2 separate regions of the Homo sapiens genome follow, and region 1 is linked to region 2. Evidence: chromatin loops called from intact Hi-C (ENCODE). Cell type or tissue: heart left ventricle. All regions are shown on one strand. Each heading gives the region's core, and the rest is flanking DNA. Links, peaks and the distances in the headings are about the cores only. Region 1 overlaps B4GALT1 (beta-1,4-galactosyltransferase 1). Region 2 has its middle 8.3 kb from the start of SMU1.

What was found. Hi-C counts contacts between places; a loop is a spot of excess contacts. Peaks named below come from ENCODE experiments on the same cell type or tissue, not always from the same donor. Only the 100,000 strongest peaks of a DNase experiment are listed, where the experiment ranks them.
Region 1: a loop joins it to region 2, with 7 times the contacts of the local background. A loop is called at or near these places in 51 of 110 quality-filtered maps.

What each region holds. Positions count from the first base shown.
Region 1 is chr9:33,157,304-33,162,303 of GRCh38, reverse strand. The region is part of intron 1 of B4GALT1 (beta-1,4-galactosyltransferase 1); the gene reads left to right. Among named protein-coding and RNA genes, the nearest start is that of B4GALT1-AS1, 7.1 kb to the left of the region's middle. RefSeq lists enhancers at 200-1,194, 1,214-1,343, 2,762-2,901, 2,932-3,111, 3,222-3,281. In heart left ventricle, for the core only: no CTCF peak of the experiment used is centred there; DNase peaks (open chromatin) are centred at 1,083, 2,324 and 2,903; H3K4me3 peaks cover 597 bases; H3K27ac peaks cover 5,000 bases.
Region 2 is chr9:33,078,340-33,091,649 of GRCh38, reverse strand. No RefSeq gene overlaps it. Among named protein-coding and RNA genes, the nearest start is that of SMU1, 8.3 kb to the right of the region's middle. RefSeq lists an enhancer at 8,953-9,002. In heart left ventricle, for the core only: a CTCF peak has its summit at 10,204 (motif pointing left); no DNase peak of the experiment used is centred there; H3K27ac peaks cover 434 bases.

The sequences.
Region 1 (5,000 bases), core at 1-5,000, 78 kb before region 2:
TCACTCCCCTCCCTCCTTCATTTCTTCCTTTCTTCTTTCAGAAACTCCAAGTTCATATCAAAATTCTCCAGCCCTGGTTTTATTTGGTTGTGTGAAAATTTTCCTCTAATTTCTGAAGCTATGCATTAGTTCTGCTGAGTAATCTTTAACTTGCTGCTTTATAATGATTATAATGAGATATCACTGGGTATTATGGTCTTTGGGTAGCAGCAGGGTAGGGATTTCCAGGCTGGGACTAAGCTAATTTATGGGTTGGGAATTATGGGGCAGTTAATAGCAAGGCAGTCCAAGCTTTCCACAGATTCCACCCTAGGGACCATCCAGACTTAAGGAACAGGGCCGGCAGGCTCATCCCCTTTGCACTCAGCTGGGCTATGGGTGTGTGTTTGTGAAAGAGGTTTATTCAGTAGTCATACCTGCTGATTTCCCTGCTATCTGTTTACCCAGTGCCTCCTGTACCTTGTTTCTTACTCTTTGTTCTCTGCTCTTACTATGAAGAAGCAGAGACTGGAATTCTGCTTGAACCCACATCTACCTGGAAATTCCAGTTTTTCTTGTCCAGTGGAGCAGCAATCCAGTTGTTTTAGGACAAATGGTCTGCCCTTGAAGCTTAAATCCTTTGAGGGCCTGGCATGGTGACAGTTTTACATTTGGCTTTGGTATAGACTGGTGTGGTCCCTGGGCAGTGAGGTCACTGTAAGGCCAGCCAGCCAGACCCTGGCTCCTAGGGGAATTAACAAGGCATGGGATTAGACTCACAGGGTCCCTCCTGTCCCTAAACTTGGTAGGGGTTCCTGGGAGCCAGACTGCGATTAAGATTGTAGAGACCTGAGACCTGAGTTGTAGGGGCCTCTGTGTTGATCTGGGCCATTGCCGGGTGAGCTGAGGCGGTCACTAGCTCAAGGAGTGATCTCAGGATATTGTTCTGTAAGTCAGAGACCTCCAGGTTGGAGAGTGGGGCTTGGGGGTGGGGGACAGGGTTTAGTGGGGAGCTGGTTCTGGGTGAATGTGGCCTAAAGGGATTTGTCCTTAGAAGACAGAGGGGTGAGTCACACACTCAGTGCTTCAGGTTCCACTTTGCGGCTTGGCCTCAGCCCGCCCCTTCCCTGCACAAATGAAGGCCAGGGGCTATATAATTGGCTGTTGCTGAATTCTTTGGCAGTGATTTTAAAGTCTGGTCTGGGTGTGTTATGTAGCTGCTTCTCTATCCACTCCCCACACCCGCTGCTTCTCCAGAGCCCCTCACAAAGCCCAGGCAGAGAGAGAGAGAGAGAGAGAGAGAATGACTTGCCTCACAGAGATGTTGGGGATAGGGATAGGGGTATGGGTCTTTGCTTTTGCCTTTTGAGGGGGGATAATCTCTTCCTTCATTTTAAAAGTAAAAAGTAATGCAGGCTCATTGAAAATAATTTGAAAAGTTGAAAGAGATATAAAAGCACACCCAAATTCCTATCACCCAAAAGAAACATACCGGCATATTTCCTACTAGTCTTTTTCATGTTTAAGAATATAGCTGATATATTTTTTTTTCTTTTTCTTTTTGAGACAGGGTTTTTGCTCTGTCACCCAGGCTGGAGTGCAGTGATCACGGCTCACTGCAGCCTCGACCTCTCGGGCTAAGCGATTCTCCCACTTCAGTCTCCCGAGTTGCTGGGACCACAGGTGCACACCGCCATGCCTGACTAATTTTTGTATTTTTTGTAGAGATGGGGTTTTGCCATGTTGCCTAGGCTGGTCTCGAACTCCAGAGCTCAAGTGATTCACCTGCCTTGGCCTCCCAAAGCGCTGGGATTATAGGTGTCAGTCACCACACCCAGTGTTATAGCTGTTGTCTTTATAGATGAACAGATAGATTGACATAGATTCATGTAGATAGCCTGGTGTTCAGCATTTTTCATTTAAGATTCTGTCACAGACTTGACCCTATACCTTTAAAAATCACAAAGGCAGTATCATAGTCTGTCAGCTGAATATGCCATAACTTAAAAAAATCATTCAACTGTTGCTGAACACACACATATACATATATAGTTTTTGTTTTTTCTTAGTGATGTAGTGATGCTTGTGCAGAAAGCTTTATGTACTTTTTGGATGGTTTCTGTAGGAGAGCTTTCTAAAAAAGGAAAAAAAGTGTTGAATGTTTTTTGAGAAGGGCTAGATTTTCAAGCCAGTCTTACAAAAGGATAGACTCATTGGAAATTCCAGATTTGCTTAGTGCTGGCAGATGAGTATCACTTATTGCTGAACAATGTGTCTAGAATTCTGATTAAAAAAGAAACTAGGTCCAGGAAGTGCCTGGGGGCAGGGGCAAAGGGCCAGGCTGCAGGATAGGCTCTTAGGATCTGGCTGAGCAGAAATCTGCTGTGAACAGAATCGGTGGGGGTGATGCTTTCTCAGTAACTTCTCCATTTGTTTCTTTAGCAGCTAAGTCCCTGTGCTGGACTTCTGTGGACTACTGTGGCTCTGGGGCTGTGGTTGTGGGTGAACAACAGCTAGCTAAACCAGTGCTGTTGACATCATTGAGATGTGACGCACAGGAAGGTGGGAGCAAGCTTGCAAATCAGATTCTGAAACATATAGCACAGCTCTCCCACCTCCAGGTGGTCCTGAGATCTAGGGAGGAGCCATAGTGAGAAACTTTAGGTTTCTAGGAATTCTCTTAGGGAGAAGCTCTCTTAGGGAGAGGCAGAACCTGGTTCTCAGTTGGGGCTGATTCAGGTGGGTTAGATCAATAAAGCCTCAGGCCAGTGTGCCAGGCTATTCCCAAGGAGTATACTTTGAAGTTACTCCCTTTAGAATGTCCTCAGTGGAGATAAATTCTCTCTGAGGAGCAGTTTTGTCTGCCGGGGTCATTTGGCACAAAGCCTGGAGTGCTAGGGCGAGGTTGCACTGAGGGAAGGGGCAGGATTATGTCAGCAGTGTGACGGATACAGTGTGAGGTCAGGCTCCTTCCTGCCCCACCACGGGGGCCTAGAGGTCATGGGGAGGGTCCCTGGCAGGGGATTCAATCATTGCTTGGCCCCATGACAGAGTATATTCTAAAAATGCCTTAAGTTTTTTTCTTTCAAAGTTTCTTCCTGTTTTGCATAATGGCCTTTTGCCTTTGACATCCTGAAACCGCAGAGCTGTCATTGGTGTTGCAGGACACTGCCAGCTTGAAAAAAATCAACAACAAAAAAAGAAACAGGAAAGGATGTGGAGTTCAGGGTGCGGCCTAGGGAAGCTGGTATTTGCGTTATGGGATTGTGGGGATGTGGTATTAAGGTGTTGGGTAGCGCCTGACATTTAGAGGAGTACTCTGGGCAGAGTCCCTGCCTGCCCAAGAATAGGTAGAATTGAGTCTTCACACCAAAGTCAGGAGAGACCCCCTCCCCCCAGGAAGAGAATGAACAGGGACTCATTTCCTCATTCAGCAAACTTTTATTGGTAACTACACTATATGAAGTGTGAGAGATAGACATGAACAAGAGAGGCCCCCACTCTTGGGCAGTCCCTTAGTAGTAGTAGATAGACTCTGGCAATATGGTGTGGTCAGAGAGAGGAAGCCTGGGTGCTTTGAGGGTACTGAGGAGGTGCAGGGAGCCAAATGGGTGGTCTGGGCCAGGGCCAGAGTCAGAATGAAGGACCTCTCTTCCAGACGTTGATTTTAGCATCTCTGTCTCTCAGTATGTTTGAACAGTCTCCCTTATTGGAAGGGCAGGAGTCTACTGCTAAAAGTAACCTGCGATTTCCTCTACTTGCTGTCATGTGGAAAGAATACTAAAGCTGAAATTCCAAAAGTTGCACACCTTTACCAGCAGGGCAGGAGAGGAAAGGAAATGGAGGCAGAGTGAGCTGAAGATGATAAAAGAAAGAGAAGGTGGTGCAGTTTGGACTGTTATGGACAGAGGAAGTCTGAGGGTAGCTGGACTGAGGGATCAAAGGGAGGCAGTTGAAAGGGAAGAGAGCTGCAGAGAGGGATTTCTTGGTCTGCAGAGGGTAGGAGCAAGCCTTGAAGGCTGCTGGAGTGAGGATTCCGAGCCCTGGTCTTTATTCTTTTTCTAATTCATTACATCATTTTAGGCAAGTCCTAACTCCTTTGGTCTCTGTTGTCTTTCTGAAATTTGAGTGGGCTGGGCCTGCTGGTCTTTAGCCTCTGTCTTTCTCTACCTCCTAGATTCCAGTTTGGCGAGTGGGGGGGAAAACCTGGTTGTATATGCAACGTGAAAGGCCTCTGGAATTCCTTTTGAAGCTCACTACCCATGAGGCTTCTGCTAAGGATTTCATCATGTCTGTCTAAGCAGACATAAAAATTTTAGCAGGTGGATGACCCGTAGAAATGGCACAAGGAATGTTTCTTTCTGTCACACTGTGGTATTTGATTTAAGAAAGTTGTTATCCTCTCTGTGCCTCAGTGTTCTCACTTGTAAAATGGCAATAACAGTATCCACCTCATAGATGTTATGAAATACAGGTAGTAGCCACGAAAGGGCTTAAAACAGTGCCTAACACAGAATAAGTTGTGAATATATGTTATTTATTATTGGTAGTATAATGCTTATTTGTGAAGATTTTGGCTTTTGCTTTATAGGACCTTTTTTTTTTTTAGTTGAAAATACAATGTTACCATGTTAAATGTTAAAAAAAATTCTACTTACCATTGTAACAGAACATGCTCCCACTTCTGTAACAGAGCTTGCTATTACTTTTCAAATGCATACATATTCCAATGCATATATTCCAATGCAGTTGTAGAGTGAAACTGTTTGCATGCAGCCATTTTTATCCAACATTATCTTATAAAATGTTATGTTGTTTATGATTATCCTAATTATCTTTTGTTGCTGTCTAGTATCCTTATAGATATTCCATTAGCATACACTATTCCAGGTTTCACTATCGTCGATAATCTAGATATGAACATTTTTGTAGTGTGTAGCTCTTTGCTTCAGTTGAATTACTTTCCTGGGATAAATTCCTGGGGAAGAATTTCTAGGCCAGAGGATATGGTCATCTTGACA
Region 2 (13,310 bases), core at 7,647-12,646:
GGGTCTGTCTACTTGTAATTCACCCTTACTTCCAAGGTTCAGCTGTTCCATATCTCAACTTGGGGAGGTTCATTAGGGCTCCTTTTTTTTTTTTTTGAATACTTTAAGCTCTAGGGTACATGCACACGACGTGCAGTCTTGTTACATATGTATACATGTGCCATGTTGGTGTGCTGCACCCATTAACTCGTCATTCACATTAGGTAATTCTCCTAATGCTATCCCTCCCCCCTCCCCCCACCCCCAACAGGCCCTGGTGTGTGATGTTCCCCGCCCTGTGTCCAAGTGTTCTCATCCTTCAATTCCCACCTGAGTGAGAACATGCAGTGTTTGGTTTTTTGTCCTTGCGACAGTTTGCTCAGAATGATGGTTTCCTGCTTCATCCATGTCTCTACAAAAGACATAACCCATCCTTTTCTATGGCTGCATAGTATTCCATGGTGCATATGTGCCACGTTTTCTTAATCCAGCCTGTCATTGATGGACATTTGGGTTGATTCCAAGTCTTTGCTATTGTGAATAGTGCTGCAATAAACATACGTGTGCATGTGTCTTTATAGCAGCACGATTTATAATCCCTTGGGTATATACCCAGTAATGGGATGGCTGGGTCAAATGGTATTTCTAGTTCTAGATCCTTGAGGAATCGCCACACTGTCTTCCACAATGGTTGAACTAGTTTACAGTCCCACCAACAGTGTAAAAGCGTTCCTATTTCTCCACATCCTCTCCAGCACCTGTTGTTTCCTGACTTTTTAATGTTCGCCATTCTAACTGGTGTGAGATGGCATCTCGTTGTGGTTTTGATTTGCATTTCTTTGATGGCCAGTGATGATGGGCATTTTTTTGGGTGTCTGTTGGCCGCATAAATGTCTCCTTTTGAGAAGTGTCTGTTCATATCCTTTGTGTAATTTTTGATGGGGTTGTTTGATATTTTCTTGTAAATTTGTTTAAGTTCTTTGTAGATTCTGGATATTAGCCCTTTGTCAGATAGGTAGATTGTAAAAATTTTCTCCCATTCTGTATGTTGCCTGTTCACTCTGATGGTAGTGTCTTTCGCTGTGCAGAAGCTCTTTAGTTTAATTAGATCCCATTTGTCAATTTTGGCTTTTGTTGCCATTGCTTTTGGTGCTTCAGTCATGAAGTCCTTGTCCATGCCTATGGCCTGAATGGTATTGCCTAGGTTTTCTTCTAGGGTTTTTATGGTTTTAGGTCTAACATTTAAGTCTTTAATCCATCTTGAATTAATTTTTGTATAAGGTGTAAGGAAGGGATCCAGTTTCAGCTTTCTACATATGGCTAGCCAGTTTTCCCAGCACCATTTATTAAATAGGGAATCCTGTCCTCATTTCTTGTTTTTGTCAGGTTTGCCAAAGATCAGATAGTTGTAGATATGCAGCATTATTTCTGAGGGCTCTGTTCTGTTCCATTGGTCTATATCTCTGTTTTGGTACCAGTACCGTGCTGTTTTGGTTACTGTAGCCTTGTAGGATAGTTTGAAGTCAGGTAGCGTGATGTCTCCAGCTTTGTTCTTTTGGCTTAGGTTTGACTTGGCAATGCAGGCTCTTTTTTGGTTCCACATGAACTTTAAAGTAGTTTTTTCCAATTCTGTGTGGAAAGTCATTGGTAGCTTGATGGGGATGGCATTGAATCTGTAAATTACCTTGGGCAGTATGGCCATTTTCACGATATTGATGAGCATGGAATGTTCTTCCATTTGTTTGTGTCCTCTTTTATTCCGTTGAGCAGTGGTTTGTAGTTCTCCTTGAAGAGGTCCTTCACATCCCTTATAAGTTGGATTCCTAGGTCTTTTATTCTCTTTGAAGCAATTGTGAATGGGAGCTAACTCATGATTTGGCTCTCTGTTTGTCTGTTATTGGTGTATAGGAATGCTTGTGGTTTTTGCACATTGATTTTGTATCCTGAGACTTTGCTGAAGTTGCTGATCAGCTTAAGGAGATTTGGGGCTGAGACGATGGGGTTTTCTAAATATACAATCATGTCATCTGCAAACAGGGAAAATTTGACTTCCCCTTTTCCTAATCGAATACCCTTTATTTCTTTCTCCTGCGTGATTGTCCTGGCCAGAACTTCCAACACTAGGTTGAATAGGAGTGGTGAGAGAGGGCATCCCTGTCTAGTGCCAGTTTTCAAAGGGAATGCTTCCAGTTTTTGCCCATTCAGTATGATATTGGCTGTGGGTTTGTCATAAATAGCTCTTATTAACTTGAGATACGTCCCATCAATACCTAATTTATTGAGAGTTTTTAGCATGAAGGGCTGTTGAATTTTGTTGAAGGCCTTTTCTGCATCTATGGAAATAATCATGTGGTTTTTGTCTTCGGTTCTGTTTATATGCTGGATTACGTTTATTGATTTGCATATATTGAACCAGCCTTGTATCCCAGGGATGAAGCCCACTTGATCGTAGTGGATAACATTTTGATGTGCTGGTGGATTCAGTTTGCCAGTATTTTATTGAGGATTTTCGCATTGATGTTCATCAGAGATATTGGTCTAAAATTCTCTTTTTTTGTTGTGTCTCTGCAAGGCTTTTGTATCAGGATGATGCTGGCCTCATAAAATGAGTTAGGGAGGATTCCCTCTTTTTCTGTTGATCGGAATAGTTTCAGAAGGAGTGGTACCAGCTCCTCTTTGTACCTCTGGTAGAATTCGGCTGTGAATCTGTCTGGTCCTGGACTTTTTTTGGTTGGTAAGCTATTAATTATTGCCTCAATTTCAGAGCCTGTTATTGGTCTATTCAGGGATTCAACTTCTTCCTGGTTTAGTCTTGGGAGGGTGTATGTGTCCAGGAATTTGTCCATTTCTTCTAGATTTTCTAGTTTATTTGCATAGAGGTGTTTATAGTATTCTCTGATGGTAGTTTGTATTTCTGTGGGATCGGTGGTGATATCCCCTTTATCATTTTTTACTGCATCTATTTGATTCTTCTCTCTTTTCTTTATTAGTCTTGCTAGCGGTCTATAAATTTTGTTGATCTTTTCAAAAAACCACCTCCTCTATTCATTGATTTTTTGAAGGGTTTTTTGTGTCTCTATCTCCTTCAGTTCTGCTCTGATCTTAGTTATTTCTTGCCTTCTGCTAGCTTTTGAATGTGTTTGCTCTTGCTTCTCTAGTTCTTTGAATTGTGATGTTAGGGTGTCAATTTTAGATCTTTCCTGCTTTCTCTTGTGGGCATTTAGTGCTATAAATTTCCCTCTACACACTGCTTTAAATGTGTCCCGGAGATTCTGGTATGTTGGGTCTTTGTTCTCATTGGTTTCAAAGAACATCTTTATTTCTGCCTTCATTTTGTTATGTACCCAGTAGTCATTCAGGAGCAGGTTGTTCAGTTTCCATGTAGTTGAGTGGTTTTGAGTGAGTTTCTTAATCCTGAGTTCTGGTTTGATTGCACTGTGGTCTGAGAGACAGTTTGTTGTGATTTCTGTCCTTTTACATTTGCTGAGGAGTGCTTTACTTCCAACTATGTGGTCACTTTTGGAATAAGTGCAATGTGGTGCTGAGAAGAATGTATATTCTGTTGATTTGGGGTGGAGAGTTCTGTAGATGTCTATTAGGTCCGCTTGGTGCAGAGCTGAATTCAATTCCTGGATATCCTTGTTAACTTTCTGTCTCGTTGATCTGTCTAATGTTGACAGTGGGGTGTTAAAGTCTCCCATTATTATTGTGTGGGAGTCTAAGTCTCTTTGTAGGTCTCTAAGGACTTGCTTTATGAATCTGGGTGCTCCTGTATTGGGTGCATATATATTTAGGATAGTTAGCTCTTCTTGTTGAATTGATCCCTTTACCATTATGTAATGGCCTTCTTTTTCTCTTTTGATCTTTGTTGGTCTAAAGTCCATTTTATCAGAGACTAGGATTGCAACCCATGCTTTTTTTTTTGTTTTCCATTTGCTTGGTAGATCTTCCTCCATCCCTTTATTTTGAGCCTATGTGTGTCTCTGCACATGAGATAGGTCTCCTCAATACAGTACACTGATGGGTCTTGACTCTTTATCCAATTTGCCAGTCTGTGTCTTTTAATTGGAACATTTAGTCCATTTACATTAAAAGTTAATATTGTTATGTGTGAATTTGATCCTGCCATTATGATGTTAGCTGGTTATTTTGCTCGTTAGTTGATGCAGTTTCTTCCTAGCATCGATGATCTTTACAATTTGGCATGTTTTTGCAGTGGCTGGTACTGGTTGTTCCTTTGCATGTTTAGTGCTTCCTTCAGGAGCTCTTTTAGGGCAGGCCTGGTGGTGACAAAAATCTCTCAGCATTTGCTTGTCTGTAAAGGATTTTATTTCTCCTTCATTTATGAAGCTTAGTTTGGCTGGATATGAAATTCTGGGCTGAAAATTCTTCTCTTTAAGAATGTTGAATATTGGCCCCCACTCTCTTCTGGCTTTTAGAATATCTGCCAAGAGATCCACTGTTAGTCTGATGGGCTTCCCTTTGTGGGTAACCCGACCTTTCTCTCCGGCTGCCCTTAATATTTTTTCCTTCATTTCAACTTTGGTGAATCTGACAATTAGGTGTCTTGGAGTTGCTCTTCTCGAGGAGTATCTTTGTGGCGTTCTCTGTATTTCCTGAATTTGAATGTTGGCCTGCCTTGCTAGGTTGGGGAATTTCTCCTGGATAATATCCTGCAGAGTGTTTTCCAGCTTGGTTCCATTCTCCCCGTCACTTTCAGGTACACCAATCAGACATAGATTTGGTCTTTTCACATAGTCCCATATTTCTTGGAGGCTTTGTTTCTTTTTACTCTTTTTTCTCTAAACTTCTCTTCTTGCTTCATTTCATTCATTTGATCTTCAGTCACTGATACCCTTTCTTCCAGTTGATCGAATCGGCTACTGAAGCTTGTGCATGCGTCACGTAGTTCTTGTGCCATGGTTTTCAGTCCATCAGGTCATTTAAGGTCTTCTTTGCACTGTTTATTCTAGTTAGCCATTCATCTAATCTTTCTTCAAGGTTTTTAGCTCCTTTGTGATGAGTTTGAACTTCCTCCTTTAGCTCAGAGAAGTTTGTTATTACCGATTGTCTGAAGCCTTCTTCTCTCAACTCATCAAAGTCATTCCCCGTCCAGCTTTGTTCCGTTGCTGGTGAGGAGCTGTGTTACTTTGGAGGAGAAGATGTGCTCTGATTTTTAGAATTTTCAGCTTTTCTGCTCTGGTTTCTCCCCATCTTTGTGGTTTTATCTACCTTTGGTCTTTGATGGTGGTGATGTACAGATGGGGTTTTGGTGTGAATGTCCTTTCTGTTTGTTAGTTTTCCTTCTAATAGTCAGGACCCTCAGCTGCAGGTCTGTTGGAGTTTGCTGGAGGTCCACTCCAGACCCTGTTTGCCTGGGTATCACTAGCAGAGGCTGCAGAACAGCAAATATTGCAGAACGGCAAATGTTGCTGCCTAATCCTTCCTCTGGAAGGTTCGTCTCAGAGGGGCACCCGGCTGTACGACGTGTCAGTCTGCCCCTACTTGGAGGTATCTCCCAGTTAGGCTACTCGGGGGTCACAGACCCACTTGAGGAGGCAGTCTGTCCGTTCTTAGATCTCAAACTCTGTGCTGGGAGAACCACTACTCTCTTCAAAGCTGTCAGACAGGGACGTTTAAGTCTGCAGAAGTTTCTCCTGCCTTTTGTTCAGCTATGCCCTGCTCCCAGAGGTGGAGTCTACAGAGGCAGGCAGGCCTCCTTGAGCTGCGGTGGGCTCCACCCAGTTCGAACTTCCCAGCTGCTTTGTTTACCTAGTCAAGCCTCAGCAATGGCAGATGCCCCTCCCCCAGCCTCACTGCTGCCTTGCAGTTTGATCTCAGACTGCTGTGCTAGCAGTGAGTGAGGCTCTGTGGGCCTGGGACCCCCCCGAGCCACGCGCGGGATATAATCTCCTGGTGTGCCATTTACTAAGGCCATTGGAAAAGTATAGTATTAGGGTGGGAGTGTCCCGATTTTCCAGGTACCATCTGTCACGGCTTCCCTTGGCTAGGAAAGGGAATTCCCTGACCCCTTGTGCTTCCTGGGTGAGACAACACCCCACCTTGCTTTGGCTCACACTCTGTGGACTGCACCCACTGTCCAACAAGCCCCAGTGAGATGAACCTGGTACCTCAGTTGGAAATGCAGAAATCACCGTCTTCTGCGTCACTAACGCTGGGAGCTGTAGACTGGAGCTGTTCCTATTAGGCCATCTTGGAACCAGGAGCCCTTTTTTTTTTTTTTTTTTTTTTTTGAGACGGAGTTTTGCTCTTATAGCCCAGCCTGGAGTGCAACAGTGCAATCTCGGCTCACTGCAATCTCCACCTCCCAGGTTCAAGTGATTCTCCTGCCTCAGCCTCCTGAGTAGCTGGGATTACAGGTGCCTGCTACGACACCGGCTAATTTTTGTTTTTTATTTTTTTGAGATGGAGTCTCACTTTGTAGCCCAGGCTGGAGTGCAGTGGCGTGATCTTGGCTCACTGCAAGCTCTGCCTCCTGGGTTCATGCCATTCTCCTGCCTCAGCCTCCCGAGTAGCTGGGACTACAGGCACCCACACCACGCCCGGCTAATTTTTTGTATTTTTAGTAGAGACGGGGTTTCACCGTGTTAGCCAGGATGGTCTCAATCTCCTGACCTTGTGATCCACCCGCCTTGGCCTCCCAAAGTGCTGGGATTACAGGGGTAAGCCACCATGCCCAGCCCAGGGCTTCTTATTTTGGCTAGCCCTAAACTTCAATAACTGTCCTCCTGTTTAAAAAAGCCATCTTCCTCTGGTCATTCATTCGAGCATGGACAAATTCCCTCCAGGTAAAAAGTAGTCCCAAACACCAATTTATTATCTCTTCTATGCCTATAAGCAGATTTGTTTCTTATTTTCCAGTTGTCCTCATGAGGGGGCTGGACCAAATTGCAAGAAGTGAAACTCTGTTTAACCTGCTGAGTCTCCATTTCCTCTAGATGAAGAACTAGGTAAGCCTCTTGGATTTGGCAACAGGAAAATCATCAGTGACTTTGACATGAGAAGACCTCAGGGAATAGTAGAGATGAAAGTCAGATTGGAATAGGGTGGGCGTGAACAGATTGAGGGAGTACAAACAGCATTTTGGGGGCAACTCTTTCTAGAAGTTTGGCTATGAAGGAAAGCAAAGAAATGAGGTGGAGTATGAAGAGAAATGATATAGGTCAAGGAAGAATTTTAAGAGTGAGAGAGACCAGATCATGTTTGTATGCTGATGGGAACGCCTATGCTGATGCATGTATTTCCCATCCTCATGACAGGTATGTTTCTCACAGTAAATTAACAAGCTGGCTTTCTATGTCTGCCTTACTACTGTTTTAATTAGCATGAGTCAGAGCCCAGGGTCTCAGCTCTAATCAGCTTTTTTTATTCACCATCGCCCAGGCTGGACTGCAGTGGCATGATCTTGGTTTGCTGCAACCTCTGCCTCCCAGGTTCAAGCAATTCTCCTGCCTCAGCCTCCCGAGTAGTTGGGATTACAAGCGCCTGCCACCACACCCGGCTGATTTTTGTATTATTAGTAGAGATGGGGTTTCACCATGTTGGCTAGGCTGGTCTCGAACTCCTGACCTCATGTGATCCACCCGCCTCAGCCACCCTAAGTGCTGGGGTTATAAGCGTGAACCACCACGCCTGGCCTAAACAGCCTTTCTTATCACATCCACAGTCACTTCCATTTCTTTCTCTTTTCACTCCTACCTCATCCTCAGCCCCAGAGCAAGCCCCCACCCAACTCTCACATGATCGGATGCTCCTGACTGAGCTTCCTGCCATCAGGACCATCAGTTTCCAGCCCCCTTTTCATGAAGCTACCAGAGCCATTCACATTTATTGTGTGTCAGGCACTGTTCCATGTGTTGGGCACTCAAACGTGGAAATTTAAACATGTCACCCCCCTACTTAGTCATACCTCTTGCTCCCCAACCCCATTTTCTTTTTCTTTTAATTATTATTATACTTTAAGTTCTAGGGTACACGTGCACAACGTGCAGGTTTGTTACATATGTATACATGTGCCATGTTGGTGTGCTGCACCCATTAACTCATCATTTACATTAGGTATTTCTCCTAATGCTATCCCTCTCCCCTCCCCTCACCCCACGACAGGCCCTGGTGTGTGATGTTCCCCACCTCATGTCCAAGTGTTCTCATTGTTCAATTCCCACCTATGAGTGAGAACATACGGTGTTTGGTTTTCTGTCCTTGCGATAGTTTGCTCAGAATGATGCCCAACCCCATTTTCTAACCTATCTCTCCAACCTCACCCTCCTCACCCTTGGTTTCGCCTCCGCAGCAGGCTGCTACATGAGGTAAGGCTGGCCTGTGTGGGAAAGAGATGCTTGGGTTGCAGACGGTGGGGGCTCTGAGCATCAGAGCTTGAATGTTTGGTCTGGGCCAGCTGGCCCAGTGGCACTCAGTGCCTGGGCAGCCTCTGTTTTCCTTGGCTGAGATCCCCTGGGGCACCATTTGAGCCAGAACTACAGTTCCAGGAGATGAAGGTAGGACAGGCATCCTGGACTGGTGAGCCAGGGCTGGGCTGTGCCAGGGCCTTTGTTTCTAACTTGGTAGAGGCTTTGTGCTTCTGTCCTTTTTCTAAGAACTGTGGATGTGCCACGTGGGCACCACAGTGACCAGAGTCAACAAGAAAAACAATACCCGGGGGAAAATCTTACTTCCTTAAGCCACAGGATTGTGGGGGTGTGTGTCTTTGTGTGCGTCAAAGTTTCCATGTCTGCCACATTATTTTATGTGTTTCTGTATATGCATGTCTTACCTGTGTATGTGCACATGCCTATATGTGTATTTCTTACCTGTTCCTGTGTGTGTATCTTTAGTGACCACAGGGTGGGGTCGCCGAAAGCCACATTTTATCAAAGTACTTCTCTTCTCACTATACATGATAGGAAGGAAGAAAGAAAGGGGAACTGTGAGCTTGCCAGACACCCCCAAAACTGTTCATTGCAATTAGAGAATGGAGGATCCCAGACGGCTCCAAGGGTAGGGATAAAATGGGGAACGAGGCTGGAACCCTCCCCTCTGTCTTGTGAAAGATCAAGCATCCCAGGCATACAAATTTAAGACTTATTCTGTGCCCTAGAGTCCCTGGAAAGTAGAAAAGCAGTCTGAGTAGGGAGATGAGAGATGCTATTTTAGAAAAAGGACAACAGTGGGAAAGCACTTTCCCTGTGGGGAAAGTGCAGGTAGCTGCTGGCACTCTTGCGGCCTGGCCCTGTGTATTCTGTTTGTACAGATCCCAGATCAAAGGTGTGCTAAGGGAAGCCTCTGGAACCACAAATGCTAACAAGTCGTGGTGTGGGAAACAGGTCCCCATTTGAGCGCCAGCCTTGAGGGAGGAACCCTTTCTGTGTAAATAAAGGAGATGCTGGCTACACACACCGTAGCAGCTTTGCATCACGGAGGCTGAACTGGCCAATGAGACATGGACAGGGATTTCAGGGGTCCAGACAAAGTGGACTACTGGAGACCAGCCAGCTTCCAGCTGGTGGAGCATGAGCAGGGTACAAGCCCATCTGTGACAGCAGTATCACACTAAAGAGAGGAGTTCCTCACTCCAAAACAGACCAGTTTTAGACTTTATTTTGACTTATAGTATTTATTTTCTTATTGTGGTAAGAAGCATAAATAATAGAAGGGCTTTGACATCTTAATATATAATAATAGGCCAGGTATGATGGCTCACACCTGCAATCCCAACACTTTGGGAAGCCGAGGAGGGAGAATGGCTTGAGGCCAGAAGTTCAAGACCAGCCTGGGCAACATAGCAAGACGCTATCTCTACAACAACAACAACGACAACAACAACAACAATAACAACAAACTCTTACTTAGTGCTCGCTACATGCCAGGCACTGTTGTGTTTTGTATGAATTAACTCATTTAACTCTCATAACTTAAAATTCATGTTCTGCAAAAAGCACATAGAATTATGTGATTTTTTTCTCTGCTTTGCCTTATTATATCCTGTTAGAAGAAACTGGTCTAGTTTAATAGAAAATAAAACGAACCTTTTGCCCCATTTTGGCACTCAAATATTGACTTTCCCTTCTACAGTACTTCCTTTATCCGCAGGACCAAGAATCTCTCTCCCCTCCACCTCTTTTCCTTAACCAGTTAGACATTTGGAGGCTAGGTTTACAATGGTAGTTTTTCTGTGACTGTCCTGCCCTCTGCTGGATTCAAGAGATAGATTGCTGATACATGGACTTATGGGAGGGGGCCCATTTACCGGAAAGCAGGGCGGATCAGGAGACCGGATTTCCCTCGGGGTTACTTTTGTTCACTAGAAATTTGGTCTAGGAGGTTGTGATCCAGCCTGTGAGTATGCGGTGGAAAGATTCTTGGTGAATACAACTGCCTGGTTTAGAGTTTAGAAGTTGTCTGTGTGTGTGCCTGCTTGTTTCTTTATTTATATATGGATGGAGAGATGTGAGAGACCTCATTTGTCTAGTGTTAAAAACAAAATTTCTATACAAATTGATCTTTAGGAATTGGCAAAATTTATCAACTTGTGAACAAGAGATCAGCAAGGTGACAAAAGCTATACTTTTGGGTATGGGAAAAGCATGGAAATGGATGGATTGTTGGAATACAGAATACTTACATAAGCAACCAGTTCAGGAAGGAAAAAAATCCTCCCCAACTAGGTAAAGATTGTAATTTCTTATACATGGTAACAAAAACATCATATTCCACTTTTTTATTACAGAATAAACATGAATGAGGAGGGTTTGCAATGCCAGCAGCATCGACTGTCAATCAGGGGTTAAAAATCCAATATATCGAAGAAGCAAAGGATAGGTATACCTCTGTGGCTGCTTGCTAGTCATGATAAAGTTTCATTTCTCAAGAATGGTGCCCATGATCACATTGACGTGAATGCATAAACCACGGGCACAGCAGCAAATAACAAGTTCTGACTTGAAACAGGCTACTTGGCACCAGGGATTATGTCAAGCAGCATGTGATGCAGACAGAGTATAGTTTACACTCCCCACCCTCCACTGCCCCACGTTTTCTTTCTTTCTTTTTTATTTTTATTTTTATTTTTTGAGACGGAGTCTCACTGTGTCACCCAGGCTAAAGTGCAATGGTGCAATCTCGTCTCAGGCCAACCTCCGCCTTCCGGGCTCAAGCGAATCTCTTCCCTTAGCCTCCTGAGTAGCTGGGATTACAGGCATGTGCCACCATGCCCAGCTAATTTTTGTATTTTTGGTAGAGATGGGGGGGTTTCACTATGTTGGCCAGGCTGGTCTCGAACTCCTGACCTCAGATGATCCACCCACCTTGGCCTCCCAAAGTGCTGGGATTACAGGCGTGAGCCACCATGCCTAGCCTATTTTAATTTTATTATTATTATTATTTTCTTTAGAGACAGGGTCTCACTTTGTCTCCCAGGCTGGAGCGCAGTGGTGCGATCATGGCTCACTGCAGCCTCAAACTCCTGGGCTCAAGCCAATCCTCCCGCCTCAGCCTCCCAAGTTGCTGGAACTACGGGCGTGTGCCACCATGCCAGGCTAATTTTTCTGTGAAGAAGGGGTCTCTTGCTATGTTGTCCAGCCTTGTCTTGAGCTCCTGGTCTCAAGCAATTTTCCCACCTTGGCTTCCCAAAGTACAGGGATTATAGGTGTGAGCCACCACACCTGGCCAATCAATATGTGCTATTTTTTAGAGAAAAATTAATCAATTTAATTGTACCTGTAATTGACTGAATAAAAGGAAACTGAAGTGAAACCAAAAGAATTGTTGAACTTATGTAAATGTTTCTTTATCACAAAATATATTATTTTCTAAAAGATCTTTCCAAGGTTAAAAAAGGAGAGTAAGAAAAGTATTAAGGGATTGGAGTTATTATTTTGGAGCAATGACTAATAGGCATCTCTTTAACATGTTCTCAATACTATTAGGCTCAAGGACCTCCAAATCTCTTGTAACATCCCTTTTAGTGTTCTGAAATTCATAAGTAATATAATCTACTTACACATTGGGAGGCCAAGGCGGGCGGATCACTTGAGGTCAGGTGTTCGAGACCAGCCTGGCCAACATGGCGAAACCCGTCTCTACTAAAAATACAAAAATTTGCTGGGCATGGTGGTGCGTGCCTGTAATCACAGCTACTTGGGAAGCTGAGGCAGAAGAATCACTGGAACCCAGGAGGCAGAGGTTGCAGTGAGCTGAGATGGTGCCACTGCACTCCAGCCTAGGCAACAGAGTGAGACTCTGTCTTAAAAAAGAAAGAAAAATCTACTTACGCAGATAATGAAAAAATCAATATAATGCTAAATATATAGGAAAAATAAAAATAAATTAATTTGTTATAAAATAGAGTAATATGTAGTTCAATATCAAAATCCTAGGGTGTTACTACAAAAGACATAATGAAGCAATAAGATGCTCACATCTATAAATAATGAACAAGCTTGGATGTAATAGGAGTCATAAGAAGAGAAGCCATTCCATTCAAAATGAAAGCAGAGGTGTGGTGGATATTAGAATAAAACCTGGTGTTAAGTAATCATAGAGAAGATTTATTTGTATAAACAAAATAGAGAAGTAACCTGAATTTAAGAGTAACATGACAAGTACTAGGTAGAGAAAATGAGGACATATGCTATTGTTGCGATGAGCTGGGTCTTCTTTTCAAGGAAGAAGTTATAATAATTTTGTGCTGTTATGGGATAGAATAGTGAAGGAGTATCTCATAAACCATATAACCCATGTTGATATCTCACTACATGTCAAGGCAAGCATGGAGACTCTAAAACATTTGAAACCTTGGAGACCATGTCCTTCAAGAATTGATAGGAAATAGAGGATGATTTGACAAAAGAAGCAGTATTTAAGAGGTTATGGACAAGTTGTATGGCAGACCTTTAGGCACAGAATCAGATAAGACTGAAAGCCATCAGGAAATCTACAAATACATCATTTCAATATGTAATTTCGGAACACAGATTTATTTTATTTATTTATTTATTTATTATTTTTTGGTCACTCGGTCACCCAGGGTGGAGTGCAGTGGTTCGATCTCTCCTCACTGCAACCTCTGCCTCCCGGGTTCAAGGGATTCTCCTGCCTCAGTCTCCCGAGTAGCTGGGATTACAGATGCACACCTATCTGCCTGGCAAATTTTCTTATTTTTAGTAGAGACGGGGTTTCACCATGTTGGCCAGGCTGGTCTCCAACTCCTGAACTCAGGTGATCCACCCGCCTCAGCCTCCCAAAGTGCTGAGATTACAGGCGTGAGCCACCACGCCTGGCCAGATTTATTATTACTGTGCTGCAAATAATTT